Linked DNA regions of Homo sapiens: region 1 is linked to region 2. Evidence: chromatin loops called from intact Hi-C (ENCODE). Cell type or tissue: mammary epithelial cell. All regions are shown on one strand. Links, peaks and the distances in the headings refer to the core of each region. The heading gives the core; the rest is flanking DNA.

The links. Peaks named below come from ENCODE experiments on the same cell type or tissue, not always from the same donor. Only the 100,000 strongest peaks of a DNase experiment are listed, where the experiment ranks them.
Region 1: a loop joins it to region 2, with 5 times the contacts of the local background. A loop is called at or near these places in 2 of 110 quality-filtered maps.

The regions. Positions count from the first base shown.
Region 1 is chr4:98,620,907-98,631,396 of GRCh38, reverse strand. The region is part of intron 1 of TSPAN5 (tetraspanin 5); the gene reads left to right. Among named protein-coding and RNA genes, the nearest start is that of TSPAN5, 32 kb to the left of the region's middle. In mammary epithelial cell, for the core only: a CTCF peak has its summit at 4,784 (motif pointing right); DNase peaks (open chromatin) are centred at 4,916 and 5,316; H3K4me3 peaks cover 305 bases; H3K27ac peaks cover 2,675 bases.
Region 2 is chr4:98,144,646-98,155,135 of GRCh38, reverse strand. No RefSeq gene overlaps it. Among named protein-coding and RNA genes, the nearest start is that of STPG2, 6.4 kb to the right of the region's middle. In mammary epithelial cell, for the core only: a CTCF peak has its summit at 4,564 (motif pointing left); no DNase peak of the experiment used is centred there.

The DNA.
Region 1 (10,490 bases), core at 1,208-9,207, 480 kb before region 2:
CATGTGCAGTGAAGGCTATATGCTTCCCAGATATTGGGGTGAACTTGATGAGAGTCTGGTGGTGGACTCAGGGACCTGGAATTGTCTTCCTCACTTTCTTGCCACTTCTCAGTGTGAATGTTGTCTGTAGGGGGTGCTCTCCTTGCTTGCCGTGGGTCTCAGAGCTACCAGAGCATTAGAATGTAGGAGATGCGCAGGCCTTGTGGACGTTTTGCCAGTCGAGCGATTCAGCAAAGTAATTGCAAGGTTTCTCTAATTGTTAAATATCTACAACAGGCTGAATTTGGATTGGCTGAAAAGAAAGGTGAAATGAGGTCATCAGAATTACATGATTTTTTTCAAGTTCTGGCATCTTGTGTTCTTTGCCAAGCAGAAATATTCCAGTAGAACTGTGATAATGCCTTTCATCTATCTGCTGAGCCTTCCAGATGGCAGTTTCTCAGCCAGTGAGCAAAAGAAAGGGTGTTGAGATTTATGAGTAAGTTGATTCCCTTCGTTTGTACTTCCCAGTGAACTCTCATTCGCTATTTGTGCTAAGCACCAGTGGCAAGTTATCCTCACATCTTTAGCTCTGCAGGGCCCTTAAGCCAGTAGGCCTTACTTCAAGGGGAGGAGGGCTTCAAATTCAGAGTAATAAATAGCTGTCTAAATAGAGCCCTTCACATACTTTCTCAGAGAACTTTTTGTGATCTAAGTGGACTTAAGTTTCTTGAGGACAGGGGCACTCCTTTCTCCTGGGTAGCACCAATGCACAGGAAGCTTGGCGTTGGATTCCGTGGGCCCCTCCCTTTCTAGTTATGTGCACAGTCTCCCGGGTTGAGAGAATCCCTCCCTTTGCTAAGTCATCTTCATTCAATCCAGGGATGTTTAGGGAATATGCGTGCCTCGGATGACAATACAAGATGGATTAAGGTGATTCTTGTGCTTTGAGAGCTCTCAGTCCAATGGAGGAAAAACATATAAATAAATACACACATAAACGAGAAGTGGTGTATAAGTCTAAAGATCAGGTAATGAGGGAATGTTTTAGAGGAGGTGGTGCTGCTGTATGTATTGGAGGCGGGTAGGGATTTGCTGAGCAGAACATGTGCCATGTTGTTTTCTCCATCAGGCCTCATGGCTGGAACAGCTGCAGTGCTTTTCGTTTGGTGCCTCCTCTGCTTTGCCTTTGTCCTGTTCTTGTTCACTTTGAGCACCCTTGCAGCCTACCCTGGGCATAACCCTCCAGGAACTCTGATGCTGTTTAGTAGATACTCAGAGGTTACCACTTAATCCTTGTTGGTTAGTTTTGTTCCCCAACTCGAGCGTGAATTCAGGACAGGGCCCATCTCTGACCACACCAAATGCAGTCAGTGCATATGTTAAGATTTAGGGAAAGCGTTTGGGTTGGTTAGTCGAGTATTTTCATAGATTATTATTACCTGGTTATGTAAGTATGACAAGACAGTTTAACAATGACACAAATATAAGCAGAGGATCTGATTAAAAATACTTTTTTTTGAAAGGGAAGCATAAGTTTGTGGTCAGCAGCAAATAACCCATTTGATCTTCATTCATTTATTCTTCCATTTATTCACTCACTAACAGTCTGTACCTTTGTGAATAGCAACAGTCTTTTTCTTCATTGGTGTTTTTTGAATGCTGGGTTTTTACTGCCCTGGGGATTTTCTTTAAACCTGATAGTTGTTTTGATAAATCATCTGGATACCAGCTTTGAGCTAATTCTTTTCTATTAAGTACCTCTTAGAGTGGCTGACCATAAACCATTTGAGAAATCACTACATTTTATTAATGACTTTTGAGATTTAGCAGCAACTTAAATTAATAATACTGGAGTGTGCTTTGGATAAAAGACCAGGAGACTGCTTCATTCTGCAAACCAGAGCAGAGATGAGAATGTTTGCATTAGGAGAACGTAATTTATCAGCATTTTAGGCTAGTGTGTCGATTGATACAAGGTTGGGCAATAGTGGTAGGCAGTGTTATAAGTGCTGTTTGTATGTATCAGCTCATTTAATCCTCCCAGTAACCCTTTAAGATGTCTGCACTATTATTTTTCACATTATTCTGATGAGGACATCGAGGCACAGAGGGGTTGTGTGACTTGCCTGCAATCTTGGTTGTGTGCTCAGAAATAGTCTTTTTGAGACTGAAGATATTCTGGTTATGTGTAATACACAGTACAACTCAAAGACTGTGAAATAGTTCATAGACAAATTATCCATTCTTTGCCACTTTAGAGTAATTATGCTTATTGTTTCTGTTTCAGGATAATATGTGTGTGTTTATAAGCATTTTTTCCTTTTTATTTAATTGCAGTAACATATACATAAATAACTATGATGGCTAGTTTTGAACTCATTTAAAAACAAGTAAATTTATGCTTTGATAAGCTAAGGTACATTCAAAGCATTCCCATTTCCAAAGCAAAGTGTTTTCAGTTAAAGATTATAGATGTTGCCTTTTGCCAGGGATGCTTGTGAGAATGTCATTTAGAGAAATCTTAAAGTAATTTATCCATAATATTAACTTAGCATGCCTTCTCTCTGCAATGTACAATGTATCATAGGACAATGTATGATACAGCTCAGTTTTGATATATCAGCAAGTTGAGTAGTAATTTTTGTTTGTTTGTTTTAGTTGTTTTAAAAGCTGGTGTTGCAGATTCCTATGCTTAGAAGGACCAGGCAGAAAATAAGCCATTAAGGGTGCTGGGAATGCAATAGGGAGTGATGGGGAGTGTGGTAAAGGGGTCAGCAATGCTTCTGCCATGCCTATCAGGGAGCTGGTTTCCATTAGCTGTTGGTTGACCCAGGAATCTGTACCTGTGTTGCCAGATCTAACCATTTTCCAGGAGAGGCTGGAACTTCATATTTAAAAAATGAGAATTTGTCAACTTTAATAATTTGGAAGAAAATTCAAATTAAACCAATACCAGGCAGTGTGGTGTACCCCACATTACAGAGGAAAGTAGGGGACTTGGGAGGTACATGAGTCAATCTATAGATGCTCCTGTTGTCATGTTAAACTTGTGCTTGCTTTCAGTTGCTGTTAACATTTTGGGTCCACTGTATCTAGACATGTCCTTCAAAAGTTGCATGTAAGTTAATTTTTTTTTCTGTATTTAAAAAATGGCCCCACAAACACTAGTCTAGATGTTGAAAAAAACCCTTATACCTTATTATGGAGACTTCTGATGAGTCCTTTTGTACAGTGAACAATCACTTGCTGTATTTACGTTTGTACTTTTGTGTTTAAAATGGGGAATGGTGTTAGATATTGCATACTGCTTGAGTTAAGGAGGTCGTTAACCAGGAATGCTTTGGATTACTCAGATTATTATTGCACTGGTGTTTGTTGTAATGGAATTTGACCTGTCAGGGGAGCTGTAGATGTTTGGATGAGTGTTCAGTCCTTAATACTGTTATCTAAATTCTAGGCATGTTGCCTGTAACTTCCAGTTTCAAAAAATCTATGTCAATCTGTTCTTTTATAACCTAGTGCTGTTGTTTTTTTCCCTCTTGTTTTATATTTAATCATTCTCTTTGGCTCACAACAGCAGTCCAGTCCAAAGATTTACTTTTTCTATTTTCAACCCCATCATTATTTTTGTGTAAAAAGTATGTTTTGAGTTACAGCAATTCATGGAGATCAAGCTTCTACTCTGTAGGGAGAAGAGAGATGTCATTTACTACAGAGTTTATACACACAAATGTTCTGCTGCATGCTGTGTTCCCACTGAAATCCAGGGGGTTTATTTGCATTTATACTTAAAGAAGAATGACCGTATTTGGCTGACTCTAAGCCAAGATGATACAGGCCCAAAGTTTTTCATGGAGGAATGGGGGAGTAAGGGAAATAGGAACATTTGGAAGAAATAGTTGTTGTTTTTCCCTGTTTTATTCAGTGGGCATTTTATTCACAGATCATTTGATGCATTGCATTTACTCGTGTTATTCTGGTTCCTTTTGTGTTTTTTTTTTCCTTTTGAAACAACTTCACACTTACAGGAAAATGGCAAAAATACTAAAATAAGAACTCCTATAAACCTTCACTGATAAAATCCCTTCAGTTTTCTCCAGTTATCCCAGTAACGTCCTTTATAGCAAAAGGATCCGGTTCAGGATCACTCATACCCAGCTGTCATATCTTTCCAGTCTCCTTCATTCTAGAAGCATTCTTCATTCTTCCTTCATCTTTCATGACACTGACACTTTTAATTACAGGCCAGCTGATGTGTAGAATGTCCTTCCTTTTCTTAGGAGATGTTTTCTGTCCTTCCTTGAAAACCCCACTAGTGTTACCTGCCACGAGGAGAGCTAGGCGCTCTGCCCCCTACCCCAAGCTGGTTGCTCTCTCTTACAATGCTTCATTAATCAAGTACCCTTTTTTGGAGCATTGATGATATTCATTCATCCTTTTAGCCAGTAAATATTTTTTGATGTCTATTACGTGCCAAATGGGATACATTTAAGAACAAAGCAGACCAAAAAAAAAAAAAAAAAAAAAACCTGCTCTCATGAAGCTTACATTTTAGTGGAGGGTAACAGATAACCAACAAGAAAAAATAAGTAAAACAGCAAGTACATTAGATCATTAGATAGTGATAAACGCTAAAGAGGATCGAATCAGGCAGGAAAAGGGATGGGCAGGTTCTTGATAAAGTGGCCAGGGAAGGCCTCCCACACTAGTGATTGTGGAGCAGGAACCCCAAGGAAGGGAAGGAACAGGCTGTGGGGCTAGCTGCAGGAAAGCGGTCCCGGCAGAGGGAGCCTGTAGGGGTGAAGGTTCTGCTGCACCAGGTGGGCCAGGGGTGAGGAGGAGGCGGTCTGGTGGCTGGAGCCAAGCAGGAGGGGAGAGGAGAGTGGTAGGAAATGAGTCAGAAAGGCAGAGCAGGGAGATTATTCTAGGCTTGTTGCCACTGAGGGAGATGAGAAACTCTGGGGGAATTTTGAGCAGAGAAGTTACATGATCTGACTTATGCCTTAAAAATCCTTTTGTTGTTTACGGAATAAGCAGGTATGTAGGGATGGGGTCAAGGTTAGAAGCAGAGAGATCAATTTAAGATCAATTATGGGAGGTTATGATAAGCCCTTTGTGTATCTGTTTGTCCTATTAGCACATAAAGGGGACTCAGTGGTCTTCAACCTTTAGAATACATAAGATGTACCTGGGCTGTTCGTGAGTGATGCAGATTTCTTCACTGGGAAACCAGCATGTACCTGGGCTGTTCGTGAGTGATGCAGATTTCTTCACTGGGAAACCAGCATTCATTAGATCTCACCTGTGTTGTCAACAGCCAGCCCCAGGTGATTCTCATGTGGATGGTCCTTGAACAACATGTTGATGTTGATAAATATAGTAACAAGTGAGGAATGAGTGAATAATTGGTTTATGGAAAATCCTTTAGAGATACTTAGTTATGAAGTGTTTCCACTCATTGCTTTATTTCTCATAAACATAGTACTCAACTTAAAAATATGTGGTAGTATAAATTTTCTCTTAAAACTTACCTGGCACAGAAAGATCTAATAAGCAAAGTGATTTTTTTTTTTCCAAGAGAAGATGTGTATTTGATGAAATAAACATACTACTCTGACATACTATTTTCTTGCTTTTAAACGTGGTTTTCAGAAGGAATGAATAAATGCTACTAATAGGGTTCATTCATAAAGAAGCAATTAAATGTATTCAAGAGGAAATTGGTTTCAGGGAGTAGGTCGGATGAAGCCATTTAAAGATAGTAATAGCAAGTGAGTCGTATTTTAGAGTGGACCAGATCTGGCTTGACATTTCATTGCACCAGAGGTTCACAGGAAGGAAGGGGTTTGGCCCTCTGGCCCTGGAAATATGTAAAGGGCAAAACATAACAGACTTTTGTTTTTTCTCTTTGGTGAAGTAACGTCAATCTTGCATGGGTAATCTTGAGTTGAACATGAAAATAAGTCTTACCTTGATTAACTGGGTAAAATCTTGGTCAGTTTCATGGGCTTTGGAACCAAAGTGGCTCCAAATTCTGCTCGGAACTATCAGTGTGACTGGGCAACTCACATCACCTTCATTTCCTTATAAGCGGGAAATAATACCTGCTTCACAAGCTCATTGTAAGGATTGAGAGTTAATCCATTTATGTCTGAGGTTGCAATTTTTTGAATTTTTGCAATCAGACCTTGGCAACCACCTTGAGCAGAAGGGTATAAAAAACTCCCACATGCTTAGCGTTCCAGTAATGGAACACTAGGCATAAATAACTACTGCCCATAGGGCTCTTACAGAATTGTCTGGTGTATTATAAGCACTCAACAATTATTAGCTTTTTCTCCTCCTCCCTTTCCTATTATTGTTGTTGTTATTATCATTATTATGTTTCAGTGCTTTCAAATCGTATTTTGCCTTTTGGAATCCTACAAATTTTCAATGATGGTTTTTTTGGGATTGGTTGTGTCTAAAAATACGTTCATTAATGCCTCTCTGTATAGGAGGAATCTAAAGTCTTAAGTGTGGCGTTAGTCTTGTGTATTTATGATCACTTCCTGGAAGTAGGCTGCCATCACTTATGTAACATTGACTTTCTTTCCCTCTATCAAAGAGAAGCTCAGACTTGCTTCAGGGAAGTATGTTGAGAATTAATGAATAAGTTAATGTTTGTGGCTCTACCCCATTAACTACTAATTAATGTAAGTTACTGCTCTTATAGTTCTCCAAGTACTATCGTCATACTGATTCTCTGAACTAGGGACAGGGACATTGAGAAGACTTTTTCTTATGTACTGTGGGGAAGCAGTGTTTTGTAAAATTTTTGCTCTTGCTTTTACAACAGAGTATCACTCCGTATCTAAAATTTTACACCTCCTCTACAAAACAAACAAACAAAAAACACAGAAAAACCCAACCTAGATTAAATCAAGTAACTTCTTATGGAGCTCTTAGTAATGAAATGTTACTTATGTTAATACGTATTTTTTTTTCCTCTGGGAAACCATTACTTTCATTCTTGACTTTATCTCCTCATCATTATGCTGCACTTAGTCTGTACTTGGCAATAATGTTCTAAAAGCTCTCATAACAGTTCCATGAAGGCATAGTGTGGTAGAGGCAGTCCTAGCGTTGTGGTTTGTTTTTTTTTTTAAAGGTTTGTATTTCAATTCTGTGTTTCTAAAGGTAAGATTTGGATCTTCTGCCCCTGAACTTTTGTCTGTAAAACAGGGATGGTAATAACTTCTATTTGGGTTTTTGTAAGGCTTTGGAATAACATATATGTCAAATACCAGGCCTGAATACCAGCAAATGTGGCTGATTGTGACTAATGCAATGATTTTATTACTTTTTTTCAATATGATTCAATTTGGTAATATAATTAGAACCAATTTCATAGTTTCATATAAAGCAAAAGAAGGTATTTATAGGGTCCTAACATCAATCATATTTCCACCTGACATAGGCTTACCTTAAATAACTAATATCCAAACTTACTCTGGGAGGACACCTCTTCTGTAAATGGATAAAATTGAACTTTTCAAAGTACGTGAATACAGAGGAAACATGGAATTGTATATATGTATGTGTGCATGTGTTGTTTTCAAATAAAGTAACTCACTGTAATGAATTACAGTGAATTTTAAATTTCCCAATTTTGTATTAATGTTGAAAGCCACCAAAGGAGTAAGGGATGGGTTGTATCTCAAAAAGGCCACCGGCCTGAGCTAAAACTGTTTCCTATACTCTTCTAAAGGCAATGTTTATTTAATCCCAAGAGTCCTTTGTTCTCATGATTACAAAGTTAAAATTTAATTATTTGCATTGTAGACTTGAAAGGATTAGCTACACTCGTGATTGATATGTAAAGAGAGTTTTATAATCTCTGGAACTATGGCTTTTGAGGAACAAAATAATTTAAGCTATAATTTTGAAGTGGGACAGAGGATATTATTACAGGTTTATTCATAGGATTCTCATCTTTTGATTGGACTCTAATTAAATACCTTCTTGTCAGCAGGGAGGGTGTGTGGAGGAATTATGATTCTCCTGCTTTAATCGTTGTTGATTTCTTAGTGATACTTTGAAGTGGCATCCAACTGTCTTCTCCAGCTTTCAGACCCTTTGATGAAACAATAGAAACTTGTTAAGTACATGACCAGATTCTTTTCATGCAGTTCCCTTGGGGGAGGTCTATTTTAAATTAGATAGGTTTGATGTCCAGTCTGAAAAGCATTTATTCACCAGTTCTGATAACAGGTCAAGTAGTTTAACCTCTTACACATAAGACTAAGGGAATTAAAACCTTTCCTTTCCACCACCACTACCCTCCCCTCCCCTAAAAAAGGAAAGGAATTTTAAAAAGGAAAAATGTAGAAAGAAGTAAAATGGTGTTTATCCTTTTTTGTTAAAATGTCACAATTTAGACCATTTACAAATCTGTTTCTTATTACAAAATGATGAGTCTCTTTTGTCTTTGCTCAGTCTCCTTCCTCTTAGTCCACCAATATTATAATTTTGTTAAATTCTGCTTATCACACTCCTTCCTGCAGACACGTTTTCTTCTGTCCCACCACTCATTTTCAGAGCTCCTAAAAGTTCAGAAGCCCCTCTTTTCTATACTTTGCACTTTCTCTCATGGAATCTCTTCCATGCCCATGACCTGCTGAGTCTCAAAGTTTAACTCCAGAGCTGACTGACCTCATTTTTAAGCCTCAGACTGACTGTCCTACCTGACATGTCCTCTTGAATGTTTTAAAAGTCATGTCAGACCCATCGGTTCAAAACTGAACTCATGTTCTCTCATGAATGCTGGTTTCTATGACTTTTTTTCTAAGCACAACTCAATATCTCATTTGCTTGAAGCCCTCCAGAGAACCCTCAGACATTGCTGATGGGAATGAAAATGGCGCAACCACTGTGGAAAGTGTTTTGGTGGACCCCCAAAAAAGTTAAAGAATTACCATATGACTCATCAGTTTTACCCCTAGGTATACATTTCCAAAAGAATTGAAAACAGGTGTTCAAATAAAATGTGTGCATGAGGCTGGATGCAGTGGTTTATGCCTGTAATCCCAGCACTTTGGGGATCTGAGGCGGGTGGATCACTTGAGGCCAGGAGTTCGAGACCAGTCTGGGCAACAGGCTAATTTGTCTCTATGAAAAATACAGAAATTAGCCAGGCATAGTAGTGGGCACCTGTAATCCCAGCTACTTGTGAGGCTGAGGCACGAGAATCATTTGAACCTGGGAGGCAGAGGTTGCAGTGAGCCAAGATCGTGCCACTGCATTCCAGCCTGGGCAACACAGTGAGACTCTGTCTCAAAAAAAGAAAGTGTGCATAATGTTCAATAGCAGCATTACTCATAATAGCCCCAAAGTAGAAACAGCTCAGATAATTGTCCCTGATGAATGGGTAAACAAATTGTGGTATACCCATACAATGGTATAGAAAGGAATGAAGTAATGATACATGCTACAACATGGATGAACGTGGAAAACATTATGCTAAGTGACAAGCCGTACACAAAAGGCCACATATTGTATGTTTCTATTTATATGAAACGTACAGAATAGGCAAAAATCATAGAGACAGAAAGCAGATTAATGGTTGCCAGGGGCTGCGGGGGGGGTGGGAATGAGGTCTCCTTTTGGGATATGAAAATGTTCTACAATCAGATAGTGGTGCTGGCTGCACTATATTGTGAATTTACTAAAAGCCACTGAACTGTGCACTTTAAAATGGTGACATCTGGCCGGGCGCAGTGGCTCACGCCTGTTATCCTAGCACTTTGGGAGCCTGAGGCGGGCGGATCACGAGGTCAGGAGATCGAGAGCATCCTGGTGAACATGGTGAAACCCCGTCTCTACTAAAAATACAAAAAAATTAGCCGGACGTGGTGGCGGTTGCCTGTAGTCCCAGCTACTCGGGAGGCTGAGGCAGGAGGATGGTATGAACCTGGGGGGCAGAGCTTGCAGTAAGCAGAGATCGCGCCACTGCATTCCAGCCTGGGAGACAGAGCGAGACTCTGTCTCAAAAAAAAAAAAAAAAAAAAAGTGACATATTGGTTCCCTAGGGTTGCTGTAATGAAGTTCTAGAAACTGGGTGGCATAAACTACAGAAATGTATTGCCCCACAACTCTGGAGGCTGCAGCTCTGAGATGAAGGTGTCACAGGGTTGGTTTCTACTGATGGTTGTAGGGAGAATCAGCTCCGTGGCTCTCCCCTAGCTTATAGTGGTTTGCCAGCCATCTTTGTCATTCCGTGGTGTATAAACCTGTCACCTGACCTCTGTCTTCATTTTCACATGGTGGTCTCCTTGTGTGTGTGTCTGTGGTCCAAATTTTGTCTTTTTATAAGGACACAGTCATACTGGATTAGGATCTACCCTGAACGACCTCTTAATTAAGTATACCTGCAATGATTCTATTTCCAAATAAAGTCACGTTTTGAGATGCTGGTAATGACTTCAATATGTGAATTTTGGGGATATGCAGTTCAACCCATAACAGTG
Region 2 (10,490 bases), core at 989-8,988:
AGCTGGATATATCAGATTTAAATCAATTCCCCAATATGAAGGAAACAATAATTGAATTCAAGCAAATATTGAGACATATATTTAAGATAATTATTTTTAGAAAGTACCAACTTGGTATTATACGAAACACAACTGAAACTACAATTCATGCAATTTGAATACTTCATATTATCATCATTACAAAAGCAACTTAGTGTTTTTTCTTTAAATTCAAAGTTGAATAAATAGAAGATAGAGAATAAATGTATATATCACACATTAGGCTGAAAGCTCCTTGAGGGCAGAGAATGTGTTTCAGATAGTGTTTATGTGTTGAATTGTGTCCTCCCAAATTTATATGTTGAAGTCCTAACTCCCGGTACCTCACAATGTGACCTTACTTAGAGAGGGGTTTTACAGAGGTACTGAAGTTAAAATAAGGCATTCAGAGTGGTCCCTAATCCAATATGATTGGGGTACTTATAAGAAGAGGAAATTTAGACATGGGTGTGCATAGAGGGAAGATGATGTGAAGAACCATAGGGAAAAGAGGATCATCTGCCAGTCAAGGACAGAGGCCTGGAAATTATTCCCTCACAGCCCTCAGAAGGAACCAGTCCTGCTGATATCTTAATTTTGGACTTCTATCCTCCAGAACTGTGAAACAATAAATTCTGTTGCTTAAGCTGCCCAGGTTGTGGTTACTTTGTTACAGCAACCCTAGCAAACTAATATAGACATCTGGTGACTCAGTTCTTAAACCATACAGGTGCTTCATAACTGGTTATTTTTAATTTGAGATATCTCTTTTAATCTCATAAAAACTAGTGAATACTTTAAAATTTAAATCAATCAGATGACATGATGGAACAAAATAGTCAATGTAAGTTGGTTACATTAATTGCTTTGGTTGCAAACCGTATTTATGACTTTAAGACAATCTTTTATCTTTCCTTTAACATTAGTATTTGGTTTGTAACATAGCAAACATATAATCTTTTAAAATTGTCTCTTTCTGAAAGTTTTGTATACTTCAATAATAAATCATACCAGACAATAAAACAATAAAATTAGAATACTTGGCTTTCATATTTAACATTCTATGCATTTATCCTTTACCATACCTTTAAGAAAAAAACCTTTTAAAAAAACTTGTCATTTTTCTTGATTAACTTTTTTCTTCCTGAACAAATTTTTCTCTTTTGCTTTACATATTATTTTAGGACAAAGACCCTTTATTGAATAATTATGGTATTTCAGATGCTATGCTACATAACTTCATATTTTGTATCATAGATAATTCTCACAATAACCCAGTGAATTGGGTATTAGTACTTCTGCTTTTTACCTGAGGAAATACAGGATCAGTGAGACTAGGTAACCTGCCCACGGTTATACAGGTAATAAGCAACCAGACCACCAGACCATGGTGTTATCTTGTGTCTTGTTTCTATGCCCAGTGTTCTTTCACCTAAAACTGTGTTTCTAGATATAATTTGACTAGTTTTATGTCAACAAGCCCATCAGTTAAAATATTTTGTCTGTAAGTAATAGAAACCCTGACTCAAACTCATGTAGACAATAAAGAAATTTATTATCTCACATATTAGCAGCTCCAAGGTTAACCTCTTCAATGGCATGAGGATCTAAAGTTGCCCAATTTCTATTCTGCCTACGTCCTATACATTATTGCCACATAAGGTTTATTCTGTGATTGTAGGGTGATCTAGTTTTCAGAAATTCTGTCAACATAATCCTCTACATCGACAAGTCAGCTCTAGCCATTAGGTCTAGACAATGCAATATCTAGAGAAAGAAGAGACAACATTTTGTTCTGCGGCTCCTTCTTAGAAATAAGTAAAATAAATACCTAGAAATATTTACTTAGAAATAAGTAAAATTTCCCTAGAACTCCTAGAAGTCTCTATTTTACAGCTCTTTGGCTACTGTGTTAGCTTTCTACTGCTGTCATAACAAATTACCACACATTTTGTAGCACCAAACCACACTTATTTATTATCTCGCAGTTCTGTAGGTCAGAGTCCTGGGGGGCACAATTGGGTTCTCTATTTAGTGCCTTACAATGCCCAATCCAAAGTGGAGGATGGGCTGGGCTGGGAGGATTTGAGGAAGAATCTACTTCCAAGCTCACTAAGTTCATTGACAAAATCCTGTTCTCTGTGGTTGTAGGATTTTGTCCTTGTTTCCTCGTGGGCTATCAGTTGGGGATTCCTCTCAGCCCCTTGTGGCTCTCTGCATCCCTCATCAGGTGGTTCCCTTGAATCCTTCTCATGCTTCAACTCTCTCTGACTTTCCATTCTGCCATCAGCTGAAGAACCTCTCTGCTTTTAGTGCTTATGTAATTAGATGTGGCCCACCTGGATAATCTCCCTATTTTTAGGTAAGCTGTGCCTTATAACATAACTTAGTCATGAGAGTGCCATCTCATTATATCTGTAGTTTTTAGGAATTTGAATGGGAAATCTCTGGGGAGCCATTTTAGAGTGATGCCTACCACAGCCACAGTTGGGTCCTATGTCCTTTTCTGAACTAATCAATGACAAAGGGAATGAATTACCATAATTTGCTCACATAGTCTTCTGGGATGGAATGGAAATGTTGGGGAATAAACCGCAATGTCCATTATATAACCACATTATAATGCTTCTCTTAAAAGTGTTGAATGGGTTCATATATTCTCTATACCATATATTGATATTTTATTTTTACAAATACTATCATCTGGATAGTACTCTTTTCCTCATTATTTTTCATGATGTTTAATACATGGTGGTTAGAATACTGGTTAAAAATTATTTTAGGAGAGACAAAAAAGAGGCTGTGTAAGTACAGTTTTAGTATTCAAAAACAAAAAATTCTCTCCATCCTATCATGGTAAATTATCTTAAAAAGAGAGAGCTGGCCGTGCACGGTGGCTCATGCCTGTAATCTCAGCACTTTGGGAGGCCGAGGCAGGCGGATCATGAGGTCAGGAGATTGAGACCATCCTGGCTAAAACGATGAAACCCCGTACTAAAAATACAAAAAATTAGGCGGGCATGGTGGCGGGTGCCTGTAGTCCCAGTTACTCGGGAGGCTGAGGCAGGAGAATCGCTTGAACCAGGGAGGTGGAGGTTGCAGTGAGCAGAGGTCATGCCACTGCACTCCAGCCTGGGCGACAAAGCAAGACTCCGTCTCAAAAAAAAAAAAAAAAAAAAAAAAAGAGGGAGAGAGAGCTGATTAACTTGTTGAGCTTATAGATAACAGCAGCATTATGGCTATAATTTGGGTTTCTTACAAGTCTTTCTGTAAAACATTTAATAGGATTATGGCAGATATAGAGAGAATATTAGTCCAGCTGTTATAGATAAGCTGCCTTAGGTACCTGGGAACAACTTCCTGTAAGAAACCGCTGCCCACTTAGTATTACCATTGAGAAACCATTTACAGACACAACCTTCAACAGTCTCCGGTACTTCTTTAAGAGTTCCTCTGTAGGAATTGTAACTTCTTTTCATTCCCCCTCCCCTCCACATCCACCACCCTGCTCTGTCTAGTTTGTTGCAATGTAAAAGAAATCTAGCTGTATACCATGTCCCTCCATTAATATGTAGAATAACTTGCGACAGTGTATTTAGCAAGGTAGATGTCATTTTCTCTACTTCCTCTTTACATGTGAACTTCTAGAAGCTGTTACTTTTGCCCAAGATGATGACTTTCCTCCTAAGAGAAGAGTTTTTCATCAGGCAAGAATATCTAAGTAGGGGCATTTCTCTCTTAGAACCTCTTTCTACCGCTGTTGATTGCACCACCTAGCAGGAGTGTTTGCCATCTAATGGCAAGGTAGGACTACTCCAAGAGCCTAAGCCACAGTTGGAAGATGGTCCAAGTGCAGTGTACATTCTGTTTGTTTGGCTGATGTGCTGTGTCTTATATGTCAAAATGTAGCTTAAGGACTGATAAGTTTTCTGAACTATAAATAATCCCAGGGAATGAAGTGATAGTAAAAACACTGGACAGATCTGGGACTTTTGTGGTAAATATGGTACTTTAAAGGAATAAGAGGTCGACTGAATGCTAAATCAAGTAGACCTTAATCATTTCTGATTGTTTCTAGATCAACTTTTTCATTTTTAGGCTTGAGGAAACTAAGGTCTAAGGCAAGCAGTTAGTAAAAATAAATCAGACTTGTGAGCGTTTAGTCTTTCTAGTACCTTATTTTAAGCATTTGTAGTCAATGGAACCACCAGTTCACTTTATTGTTGGATAGAGTTTTATTATATTATCAGTAATACTATAAAATGTACATTTGATACAAATTAATGTTCAATATCTGTAAGTTTTTGCTGCATTTTATTATAGAGAGATACCTATTTACTTTGGGTAACAAATTATTCATGCAGGGTTGGGATTCTGGTTATTCTGTTAATGAATAAGGATATAAAATGTGGTATATTAGAAATATTATATTTTCAAGAACTTTTACCTTTGTTATATAGGTTTTCTGTCAAATTATTTAAGTGTAACTGTAAAGTTAAATTATTTTATATGTGAATAAAAGGATGAGTGATTTTATTAGCATAAATTGGTGGAATTGTGCCATCTAGTGCCCTTTACTAAAAATAAAAAAACCTTTTTTTTTTAAGATTTATTTTTCAGTTCTAGAATCTCAAAGTTTGAAAATTAAAATAAGTCTAGACATCTATTTGTCTATCCCCTAATATTACAGATAAGAAATATGATTACAAAAATAAAAACAAAATTAGGACACATGTTACTGGAAGAGTGTATTTCAGGCACAGGAAAATATTCTAGCTAATCCCTAGGAATTAGTGTGGTCATTCCAAGCATTTCCTAAGATTTGTTTGCTTCATCTAGTATAACATTCTCTGAGGAGTGTACTAGTGAGGAGGGGACTGAGAAGAGTTGTAAGGAGGCTGAAGACTACTAGATTATGAGATTCTTATTGGAAGGGAGGAAAGATCCACTGGAAGGGAGGAAGGATCCCTTGATGGCTGAAGCCTTTTCTTCCCTTCCTTGCCTTTCCCCTGTCTGCTGTATTGTTACCCCAGACCCTACTATGAGAACTGGGAGAATCAGGGTTGTGTGTGTGTTTTGATAAGAGCAGGAAAAGAGAAGTTAAAGGTTGCATTATGATAAATAGGGGGAATGTGAGAGAGAAGGTAGAGAAAAAACATTTTATTTTAGTATATTGGTAGCTGACACTAATTGGTAGAATGCTTTGCACTTACATATTCCAAGGTTTGTTTGCATGAATTTGAAATTACCTGATTACTTTTGAGACCTAACCTTTATATATTAAAAAAAAAAAGGTGGGGGTGGGAGCTAATAAGGGTAAATTTGAGTACCATATATAGAAGAGTTGTGCAGAAACCTAATGATGTGTAATGAATATCAATTCTTTTCTACTACAAATATGTTAGGAAACATTTCTGCAGCTACCTACCCATATATGTAGGACATATGCACATCACTTATATTAGTTATTACACCTGTTAAATTAGGCTAAAGATTTATCTAGTAACCTTCACTTAACTATTAATCATATACTGTGCTGTGACTTCTATTATGTTCTTGACAGTTTTTGTCTCTTGAATTGTCATTTAATTTATGTTTTTGGGACTTGTGCCAACAACTATATATACATATCTACATTTCTATAGAAATGTTATGCATAACTCTCAATGTCTTGTTCATAGTAGGCAATTAATAAATACTTGTTATTTACTGGGCTTCAATAGAATTTTCCATTACCCTGGAAAAAACATGTTGTCAACAAATCCTTTATATTACAACTGTGAAAATAAAGTATGCTTTATCAAACATCAGAGATTTTACAAGCACTCATGTAACTTAAGGTAATTTTTTTTATTTTTAATTGTGACAAAAAACATATAACATAAAATTTACCATTTTAAAATGTGCAGGTGTCTAAGGTTATGCACATTTACATTGTTGTGCAATGGATCTCCAGAATTTTTTCATCTCATAAAACTGAAACTCTATACTCCTCAAACAGCTCCTCATTTCCTCCCCCACACACCCTGTCCTCTGGCAACCACAATTCTACTTTATGTTTCTATGAACTTGACTACTTTAGATACTTCATATAAGTGGAATTACACAGTATTTGTCTTTTGGTGACTAGCTTATTTCACTTAGTGTAGTGTCCTCAAGGTTTATGCATGCTGTATCATGTGACAGGATTTCCTTCCTTTTTAAGGCTGAATATTATTCAAGGTAATTATTTTTAAAGTACTTAGCCTGAAGTCAGGCTATCCTTAGCCTCTAAATCAATGAGAACTACAAATCAATTTAATACGGTTTGTATATATAATAGAAAAATATAGCTACCTATATTTAGTGAAACACTGTACCATGCTGAGACAGAATCCCAACAATTGAGAATCTCCTAAAACTATAATAAACTCCTTTGGGACCATTATGCAAGACAGTAGCTTTTTACAAATGCCATGTAAATATATTCTTAAACTTTGTTGTCAACAATTTATAAGTTGAGCTACATGAGATTTGAACCTCAATATAGAGTTTCCATTTTTAACATCCTGAATTAAAAGAATGAGAAGTGCCAAATTCATCCATTTTCAGTTTCTAAAAGCACACATCATACTTTAAAAAGACTTTTTATTTATTATTCATTCGACGTTCTTAGAAAGAAAAGTAAAATGCCTTACCATTCCATTCATATTTTTAAAAAGAAAGTACTGCATTTTTTATTGTTTTCCTTATTCTCATACCATTACAAAAATGTTTTTTACATTCTTAGGTGGTTGAAAAGATTTTTTTAAAGAATAATATTTCATGACATGTGAAATCATATGAAATTCAAATTTCAGTGCCCATAAAGTTTTATTGGAAGATAAACACACACCACACAGACTCACACACGAGCAAATTAACATACATACACTAGAAAACATTTCCGGATTCTTTCTTTAGTTCTCCTGATCTATTTGTCTTTTTCTATGCCAATGCCACATTGATTTGATTATAATGGCTTTATAGCCACTGTATCTTCTGATTCATGGAAATCAGAGTTATTCTTCACTATTCTTTTTTTCATACTCTCTATTCCCCCACATTATTATATCAAAAAATCAGAGGGATTCTAATTGGAATTATATATTAGTTTTGGGAGAACTGATATTTTAATATTGTTTTCCTATTTAACTTTGATATCTTTCCATTTGTTCCTATCTTCTTTGTTTAGATTCTATGCCTTTCCTTTGCATAATTCTGTCATTATTTTTGTCTTTATTGAAAATGAGATTTTTTTCCAATTTCCTTTTTAGGTAATTGTTAGGATAGATAAAAACTACTGTTTTTTATATATTTAACTTTAATATGGTCACTGCACTTAATTCTTTTATAATCTTAGGGTAATTTATTACATTTTCCTGTACTGTTTTGGCATCCAATTACATCATAGGCAAAAAGAGATATTTTTATATCTTTCTTTCCAACTAATACCAGTTATTTTACTTAATTTTGTTGTATTCAATGGACACACCACTATTTTAGTATATGTACTGTCGAAGCAAGCATGATACACCATTACTAGATAATAGTAATAATGATAGAGGCATTTCTATTTATTTTTTATTTTAATTGAAATAGTTTTAGTATTTGCTGGTTGGGATAATACTTTATTGATTTTAATTTTTAAGGTATTTTTTATTATATTAAAATAGTATTCCTCAAATTCCATTAAATGTAGAATTATCATTACAAATAGCTCTTTAATTTTATCAAATGCTTTTCCTTTTTTTTTTTTTCACTTTGGGAGGCCTAGGTAGGAGGATCACTCAACTGTCCTTTCTTCATCTATTGATATGAACATATATTATTTTCTTTGATAATTTATTAATGTAGAAGATTATGTAGTGGTTTTCTAAAACTGAATTATCCAGGCAATTAGAGAATTTACTTATTTGGTCTTAATATATTATCATACAAAAGCATTGCTAGATTCTGGTTGCTAATGTTTCATTTTATTTGTTAGATACACATTTATGGTAGAGATTGATTGTATTATTCTTTTTTGGTGGATTCTTGAACATGTTTTAGTATTAAAGTTATATACATTCATGAATAAAATGGAAGGAATTCTTTACAATATGGAATATTTTAAATAACATTGGAATTATCTCTTTTTTAAGTTATGTAAGACTTAGTTGTAATTTTCATCTGGTATTCATGCCTGTTTTTTAGGTAAAATTTTATTTCAGAAAAGTTTTAGATTTTTAGAAAAATTATAAAGTACAGAGAGAAACTCAATCTATAACCCATAGAGAGTTTCTGCTATTTGCTCCTATAGCAGGCAGGAGTTTGAGATTACAGTGAACTATAATGGTACCATGGTATTCCAGCCTGAAAGACAAAGCAAGACCCTGTCTTCAAAAAAAATTTTTTTTTGTGTATGTGTAGATGGAATTAGCAAATAGGAAGAAACAATGAAACAATATTAATACATTATTAACTAAACTCCATACTTTATTTGGATTTCTTTAGTTTTTACCCAATATGCTTTTTCTCTTCTTCACTGCAGCCAACATATTCAGTATTGAATCAGTTTAATTTCTTGGACCTTATTCTTGTTCAAGCTTCATTTTGAAGTTTATTCTGGTATAAGCCAGCAGGGAGAAATGGAAAGAACCTAAATTTTGAACTCCAATAAATCTTAGCTCAAACAAAAATTCCATCTATGGAATTACTAATACAGTAAAATGTTTACATAGTGTGGTTAATTAGCATTAAAACTTTTGGAGGAATTGAGAAATGCTGAACCAAATTATTTCATATTTATATGTAATTATAATTCTGTGTTAACATATTTTTTTTAGTATACTAATTCCAGACTATTGAAGAAATATTTACAATGAGAGATAATGAAAAAGATTTATTTTTCTCATTAAAAAATATTTTCCAATCTTGAAATACTGTGTACCATTCTCATTACTGAACCATAAGGAGGAAATAATAGCTGGGAAATATAGAGAGTAGCCACAGTCATCAAGGAAATAGAAATTTTCATACTATTTGAATTGTTTGAAAAGGAAATTCAAACAATTTTCTTTTTTTTTTTAATTATACTTTAAGTTCTAGGGTACATGTGCACAACGTGCAGGTTTGTTACATATGTATACATGTGCCATATTGGTGTGCTGCACCCATTAACTCGTCATTTACTTTAGGTATATCTCCTAATGCTATCCCTCCCCCCTTCCCCCACCCCACGACAGGCCCCGGTGTGTGATGTTCCCCCTCCTGTGTCCAAGTGTTCTCATAAACAATTTTCTTTTAAGACAGGGTCTTGCTTTGTCTTCCAGGCTGGAGTGCGGTGGTACCATCATAGCTTGCTGTAATCTCAAATTCCTACTTGGCTAATTTTTAATTAAAAAAAAATTTTTGTGTGTGTGCAGGTGGAATCTCCCTATGTTGCCCAGGCTGGTCTTGAACTTCTGGCCTCAAGCAATCCTCCTGCCTGGGCCCCCCAAAGTGCTAGGATTAAGGATTACAGGTGTGAACCACTGCACCTGGCCTCATAGAAACTTTTAAAAGAAAGATTTTTTTTTGTTAAGAATGCAGAATTTTGAGAGACCAATTACCAAATTATGAAGAGTATATAGGTTGCACTTCAGTGTGTAATATTTAGGTAGGATCTGGCCAGAAGACCCACAAACACTGGGGTCCTGCCATTGATCAGCTACCCATCTCTGTGAAGTCCTTGAGGAAAAAGCATTCACTCAGGAGGCAGGCAAGGTAAATAAACAGTGTTTTCCTAGCTGGTACTCAGAAACTCTCCCATAGAGGTCTGCAAATGAGCTAGGAAGGGTGCTATGAAGAACTCCCTTTGTCTAAATTAGGTTACATTCAATGGCTGAAAATCAAATCAGACAGAAAGCATATAAAGCCAGCTTTACCATTTCCATTTCCAATCTCCAAAAATATGTATATTCAAGCAAAGAGTAATGTAGACTACTGCAGACAGAATGGCCAGACAGGGCTTGAAATTCTGCATCAATGCTTACGGCAACCATGGCCTAGACCTGAGTATGCAGTTTGGGTTGATATCCTTGTTTGGATCATCAAGGTCAAATGATGTCCTTAAGGACATAGCGGGCAAATTTACAAGCACCACTGGATTATCATACACAGCACATGAATTTTTCTCTTTCATCTCTGTGACTCTTTCTAATATGTCATAGTAAATATCTAGATCTTCTGAATGGGTATAGGTGGCAGCTTGGAAAATAAGGTTAAAACAACATTGAGAGAATTATGAGGGTTTCTGACAGAATGCAGGGAGAATCGAAGTTGGTGAGATGTTTCCAAAATATTGCAATATTCATTTTCCTACCATTAAAAAAAATCTTTGCCACCTCTCGTTTTGGATTATACGTCTCTTTCCCCATTAGAGAGAGAACACCTGAGGGCAGGGACTTTCTTATGCCTTTGTATCCTCATAA